2 separate regions of the Homo sapiens genome follow, and region 1 is linked to region 2. The links are chromatin contacts, found by Hi-C or POLR2A ChIA-PET in ENCODE. All regions are on one chromosome and are shown on one strand. Each heading gives the region's core, a stretch centred on a gene start or an enhancer-like site at or near the end of the contact. The rest is flanking DNA. Distances are from core to core; before and after follow the strand shown.

What was found. A loop is a pair of places that touch in the nucleus more often than their neighbours do. ChIA-PET counts read pairs that join two places held with the same protein, here RNA polymerase II (POLR2A). Pooled maps may share reads with other maps.
Region 1: a pooled map shows a loop between it and region 2 (6-fold over the local background). The contact joins two enhancer-like sites. A Hi-C loop is called at or near these places in 1 of 37 single-sample maps with no recorded cell type and 5 of 50 pooled maps. POLR2A ChIA-PET finds 5 or more read pairs at or near these places in 1 of 52 experiments (activated T-cell).

Annotation. Positions count from the first base shown.
Region 1 is chr11:86,591,826-86,594,954 of GRCh38, reverse strand. All of the region lies in intron 2 of ME3 (malic enzyme 3), which reads left to right. Among named protein-coding and RNA genes, the nearest start is that of ME3, 79 kb to the left of the region's middle. RefSeq lists a silencer at 1-142. Within about 2 kb of position 1,879, at least 19 of the 41 ENCODE cell types and tissues checked have a DNase peak (open chromatin) inside an H3K27ac peak, as active enhancers do.
Region 2 is chr11:82,970,090-82,973,250 of GRCh38, reverse strand. It overlaps RAB30 (RAB30, member RAS oncogene family), which reads left to right. Exons shown (of 5, transcript NM_001286060.2): 5 at 1-118. Among named protein-coding and RNA genes, the nearest start is that of SNORA70E, 70 kb to the left of the region's middle. RefSeq lists enhancers at 1,342-1,431, 1,492-1,571. Within about 2 kb of position 1,550, at least 5 of the 41 ENCODE cell types and tissues checked have a DNase peak (open chromatin) inside an H3K27ac peak, as active enhancers do.

The DNA.
Region 1 (3,129 bases), core at 630-3,129, 3.6 Mb before region 2:
CCCACAGAAGCCTAGCATTTCACTGGAGAAACTCATTGCTGACTCAGTCCCCAGACATATCAGGCCCTAACAAGGCACTGATTTGTCATCATTATTTTTTGCTACCTTCAAGGGCTACCTTGCAAAGTATCAGAGGCATTTCCACTCTTGCCATCCCTGCTTTGGGACTGGGATTATTTTCTCACTGCAGGCAGGAAAAATCTTTTGAAATTTCACATTTGGAGAGCAGACTTTGTTTCGTTTTTTTGTTTTTTTGTGTTTTTTTGTATTGTTTTTTGAGAAAGGGTCTTGCTGTGTCAGTGGTGCAATCACAGCTCACTGCAGCGTTGACCTCTCGGGCTCAAGTGATCTTCCCATCTCAGCCTCCCAAGTAGCTGGGCTATAAGCATGCATCACCACACCTGGCTGATTTTTTTATTATTATTTTGTAGAGATGGGGTGTTTTTATGTTGCCCAGGTTGGTCTCAAACACCTGGGCTCAAGTGCTTCACCCACCTTGGCCTCCCAAAGTGCTGGGATTATAGCTGTGAGTCATTATGCCCAGCTAGGAGACCAACTTTGGATGATAACTTAAATGTCTCTTCAATGTACTTGTATTTTATGATGAGGTGAATATATGGAGGTAGAGAGCAAAGGAGAAAAATCTCTAAGGAATGCAATATTTTTATTAAGTGTTATAAATTAGCAACAATTTTAAATCATAATACTCAGCATTGGTGAAAATGTAGTAAGACAGCTACTTATGTACTGGAGTTATAAAATAGTTCGACCTTTCTAAAAGTGATTTGACAGTATGCGTACAGATACTTAAAACTGTTGATATCTCTAGAATGTAAGTTTCATGAAGGCAGGGATATCTTGTCTGTTTTTTTACTTTGTTTCCTTATTACTGTATCGTCAGTTTATAATGGTATCCAGTACCTAGTCGGTGCTTATTAAATATTTGTTGAATGAAAGAATGAGTCATCAGTCTCTTAAGTACACTTATAGTTCAATCTGAAGAAAAATCAGAAACAAAAAGTTTTGTGCTCATTACAGCATAATTCATAATTGTGGAAGTTTGGAAACAATTATATAAAACAGGAATTACTAGATAAAGCTTGCTGTGTTTTTCTGTTTTTTAATAACATTTTAGGCTGAAGTTTTAGTATGTGGGAAAATGCTAATCATAACATTTTTAGTGGGGAAAAAAGACTAAAAAATTTTATACATAGTATGATCTCAAGTTTGTTTAAATAAAATTTTTTTAAGCATAGAAAAAAGATAGGAAGAAAATAGAACAAAATGATACAGTGGCTATCTCTGGGTGATGAAAATAAGGTGTGGTTATTTTTTTCCAACTTTTCTGTGCGTAATATTACTTTCAAACTTGGGAGAAAATGTATCAGAAAATTCCTATTGAACTTAGGGAGATGGAGGTCGGGCTTGTGATCCAGTTCTGCAACTTACTGGTTGTATGCTGAAGTTCTGGAGCCTTTGTGGGGCTCATATGATATATGTGAAAGTATTGTTTTACGAAATATTAAACATGCAACCCAAGTAGGAAATGATAGCTGTTGCTGTCCTTACTATTCTTGCAGCATGTGACACCTTTCGAGAAAGTATTCAAAGCATCATGAGATCCTTTTATGACAGGTGTTAAAATTCCAACAGGTTAGGAATGACATTGTCACTTCCTGGAGGGGGAGCCTACAGTTTCGTGTTGTACGGTGCCTGGTATGTTGCAGGCAGTAGCTAACTTTTACTATGTGAGTGAAGGAGGGTGGAGGAAATCATGGGTCTTCCACATTCATTTGTCAGGGTAACAGTGAACTATAACCCTGGCATACAGAAATGAGTCATTTTCCTGGCAGTGAGCCAAGGCCACAGTCATCTCCAGGAAGCTTCTTTGTTCTCTTTTCATACCCAGTCATGCTGAAACCTTGTAACCCCATGCAGAGGGGTCTGCATTTCACCAGGTTAATAGATAAGGGAGCTGAGGCCTATGGAAGGTTAAATAACTGGCTCACAGTCACACACTTAGTAACCCATGGAGCCAGGACTCAAATGCAGGTGTGTTTGATGCCTGCGTTCTGTGCTCTCCCCCATCACTGTGCCCCTTTCTGAAGGAGTGACTAGGTGGTATATTCCCCAAATCTTGCTAAGTTTGGGGGTTCCTGGGATATTCCAGACTGAGCTGTTTTAATTTCTTCTGTTGTTGCTAGTCAGAAACAAGGAAAACTTGACATCTCTAAATCTGAGTGGGAATTGGGTAAAATGCTCCTTTGTTGCTGGCTTAAGTAGTAACCCTTAGATAAAGGGTTTAATTTCAGATCTGGAGACTGACCTAGTTGCATCCAGCAATTGTCTATGAAAACCTTGCCTTCTCACTGGTTACAATGAGATTCCCAAACACTGTCTCTATGTTTACCTAATTAAACTCACACTTCTCTCCCCTCAGATGTAGTAATGAAGTCACTGTGGCTAGAGGAACATGGGTTTTGTGAAGTGCTCCTTGACATTTGCTTCCTTGAAGATGGATTCCATTTACATTATTCTTCCAAGTGGTATTTTGTCAACAAAGCTCAATAGTCATTTGAGTTTAAATAGCCTATTTCCCCCCCTCAAGGCCTAAGAAACTGGCTTTGAGCAAGTGGTGAGAGCTGAGTTATTGGGAACTTTGTGAAGCAATTGTCTGGTGCTTTAGAAAAAAAAGCAGCAGCCTGGATGTTATAACCCAGGGACATTCTTGTTCAAGTGATTGAATTCCCAACACACCTGGCCATCATTGTCACAGTGCCCATGTCTGTAATGATTAAGTAGGTTAGTGGAGAAGCTGGACTAGCTGGAACAATTAGAACAAAGAATGTGGTCCCAGTTCTCAGGTGGTGACTTTTTTCTCTTAGACCAGACAGGCTTGGACTTCACGTGAGATTTTCTTCATAGGAAGTGTATTAGTTTGCTCAGGCTCCCATAACAAAACACTGCAGACTAGGTGGCTTAAACAATAGAAATTTATTTTCTCACAGTTCTGGACTCTAGATGTCTGATATGGTTTGGCTGTGTCCCCACCCAAATCTCATCTTGAATTCCCACGTGTTGTGGGAGAGACTCGGTGGGAGGTAATTGAGTCACAGGAGCAGGTCTTTC
Region 2 (3,161 bases), core at 301-2,800:
TGTGTGCAAAGGATGAATGTATTAAAAACTTTTTATTTGTAACAATTTTTTAAAAAAACTAAATGGAAATTGCTTTCCCATGTACTTGTATATAAATAAACATTTCCTGTTGCCCACATTTGGAGAATCATATGCCATCAAAATATGTAAAAAGCAAACAAACTTTAAGTGTACTAATGTCTTTCAGCACGGTGCAAAATGTGCCCTGGATCTGGGGGATCTGGAGACCTGAGTTAAATGTTGATTTTCTAACTGGCTAACTTTGGACAAGTCATTTAACATTTGCACTATGGTTTTCTACTTTATAAAACAAGGGGCTAGATTAGATAATCTTTAAGGCCTCCTCCGATTATAAACACTAAACGAGACTACTCTGCTATTTCAGGATGTGAAAATTACATGCTAATTATTTCTATTGGTGAGAAAGATCCTTTATCCTATCATATATATTGGAAGGAGTATTACACTGAGAACTAGGAACCACAAATTCTAGTCCCAGTTCTGACATTGAGAAGCCATAAATTCTAGTCCCAGTCAGTGTGACTTTAGGTTAGTCATTTCATTTTAAACTTTATTTTTCCCAACTATCAAAATGTGGACACCAGATTAGATAGCTTCAAGGTCCCTTCCAGCTAAAACACATTACGTGATATTACTAGAGATTTTCTACAAAATTAGTAATGAGATTACTCATCACTAGCAGGACATTCACTCCTTCACCCATCCATTTATTCACCACTTATTGAACATGTACCATAGGGCAGGCACAAGAGTCTGCCTTTTAGATGCCCCCATCTCCACTGCAAAAGTCATAGATTTGTACCTTTTCTTGAAATTCATTTCCACTCCAATCCTTACCTCTCACCCTCTGCCTTGGGCGTGCATTTCAGAGATGAATGTCCTGGACTAAGAGTACAGTAGGTCATGAAACATGATAGAGTTAACAGGATGACAAAGGGGTCAAACCTTTGACCTTGGGCTCTCTGGCATAGTGTTCTTTAGTTAATTGAACATAGGCAAACTGTAACCCTTTCTGCCACTATTATTTGGTATTTATAAAGTATTGGGCTTTGAAAATCATCTGCTATAATTTTGTTATTGTCCTATGTCAGCTTATCTGCAGTTGGTAGGAGGCTCTTAATTTTGCTATTTTAGCACCTTCACTAAAAGAATGTGTTTGCAGAAATTTCTTTTCTAAATTCACACGTGTCATGGTTTTTACCTGTTCCATTATTAATATTAGTTTGAACCACATGGAATTGGCATTCTTATAAGTCAAAAACAGCCAGATACTTGCAATTTTATATCATTCTCATATTGTGTCCAGAATTGGTGGGTTCTTGGTCTTACTGACTTCAAGAATGAAACCACGGAGGCTTGCGGTGAGTGCTACAGTTCTTAAAGGCGCCGTGTCCGGAGTTTGTTCCTTCTGGTGGGTTTGTGGTCTAGCTGGCTCAGGAGTGAAGCTGCAGACCTTTGAGGTGAGTGTTACAGCTCATAAAAGCAGTGTGGACCAAAAAAAGCGAGCAGCAGCAAGATTTATTGCAAAGAGCCAAAGAATAAAACCTACACAGTGTGGAAGGTAACCTCAGCAGCTTGCCACTGCTGGCTCCGGCAGCCTGCTTTTATTCTCTCATCTGGCCCCACCCACATCCTGCTGATTGGTCCATTTTACAGAGAGCCGACTGGTCTGTTTTACAGAGAGCTGATTGGTCCATTTTGACAGGGTGCTGATTGGTGCGTTTACAATCCCTGAGCTGGACACAAAAGTTCTCCAGGTCCCCACTAGATTAGCTAGATGCAGAGTGCCAATTGGTATATTCACAATCCCTTATCTAGACTTAAAGGTTCTCCAAGTCCCCACCAGATCAGCTAGACACAGAGCACTGATTGGTGCATTTACAAACCTTGAGCTAGACACAGTGCTGATGGGTGCATTTACAATCCCTTAGCTAGACATAAAGGTTCTCCAAGTCCCCACCAGATTAGCTAGATACAGAGTGCTGTTTGGTGCATCCACAAACCTGAGCTAGACACACGGTGCTGATTGGTGTGTTTACTATCCCCCAGCTAGGCATAAAGGTTCTAGACTCAGGTCCCCACTAGACTCAGGAGCCCAGCTGGCTTCACCCAGTGGATCTGCCACCGGGGCGCAGGTGGAGCTGCCTTACAGTCCCGCGCCGTGAGCCTGCCCGGACTCCTCAGCCCTTGGGCGGTCGATGGGACCGGGCGCCTTGGAGCATGGGGCGGCGCTGGTAAGGGAGGCTCAGGCCGCGCAGGAGCCCACGGTGGTGAGGGGGAGACTCAGGCATGGCGGGCTGCCGCTCCCGAGCCCTACCCCGCGGGGAGGCAGCTAAGGCCCGGCGAAAAATCGAGCGCAGCGCCGGTGGGCCAGCACTGCTGGGGGACCCGGCGCACCCTCCGCAGCTGCTGGCCCGGGTGCTAAACCCCTTACTGCACGGGCCGGCAGGGCCGGCGGGCCGCTCCCAGTGCGGGGCCCGCCAAGTCCACGCCCACCCGGAACTCTAGCTGGCACGCAAGCGCCGCGTGCAGCCCCGGTTCCCGCCTGTCCCTCTCCCTCCACACCTCCCCGCAAGCCCAGGGAGCCGGCTCCGGCCTCGGCCAGCCCAGAGAAGGGCTCCCATGGTGCAGCGGCGGGCTGAAGGGCTCCTCAAGCGCGGCCAGAATGGACGGCGAGGCCGAGGAGGCACCGAGAGCGAGCGACGCTGCGCGGGCTGCCAGCATGCTGTCACCTCTCAATATGATCTTGTAAGTCATAGCAGCAAAGACTGGCAGGCAAATGCCACTTTAAGTTTTTTCATTCTGCTTTGTTTTAACCACTAAGGGAATTTGGACAAGTTAGTTTGCCTTGCACATTGGTTTTTCCACTAGTTAAATGGGACAAATTGCAAACTTGCATATAATTTTAAAATGCTCATTCATATAAAAATCATTACAGATCACTGAAAAAAAGCATAAATACAGTTTATTCCTAAAATATCAAAATGTTTAGATCATTGTGCTTCTCACATGGGCAGTGTAATACTACAGATACACAATTCTTTGGCAAACTGGAAATCAGTATTTTGAAAAACATTGAGGATCACTATTACTAATTGACTCAGTTATTCCATGTCTGCTACCTGGCAGACTATAATTGA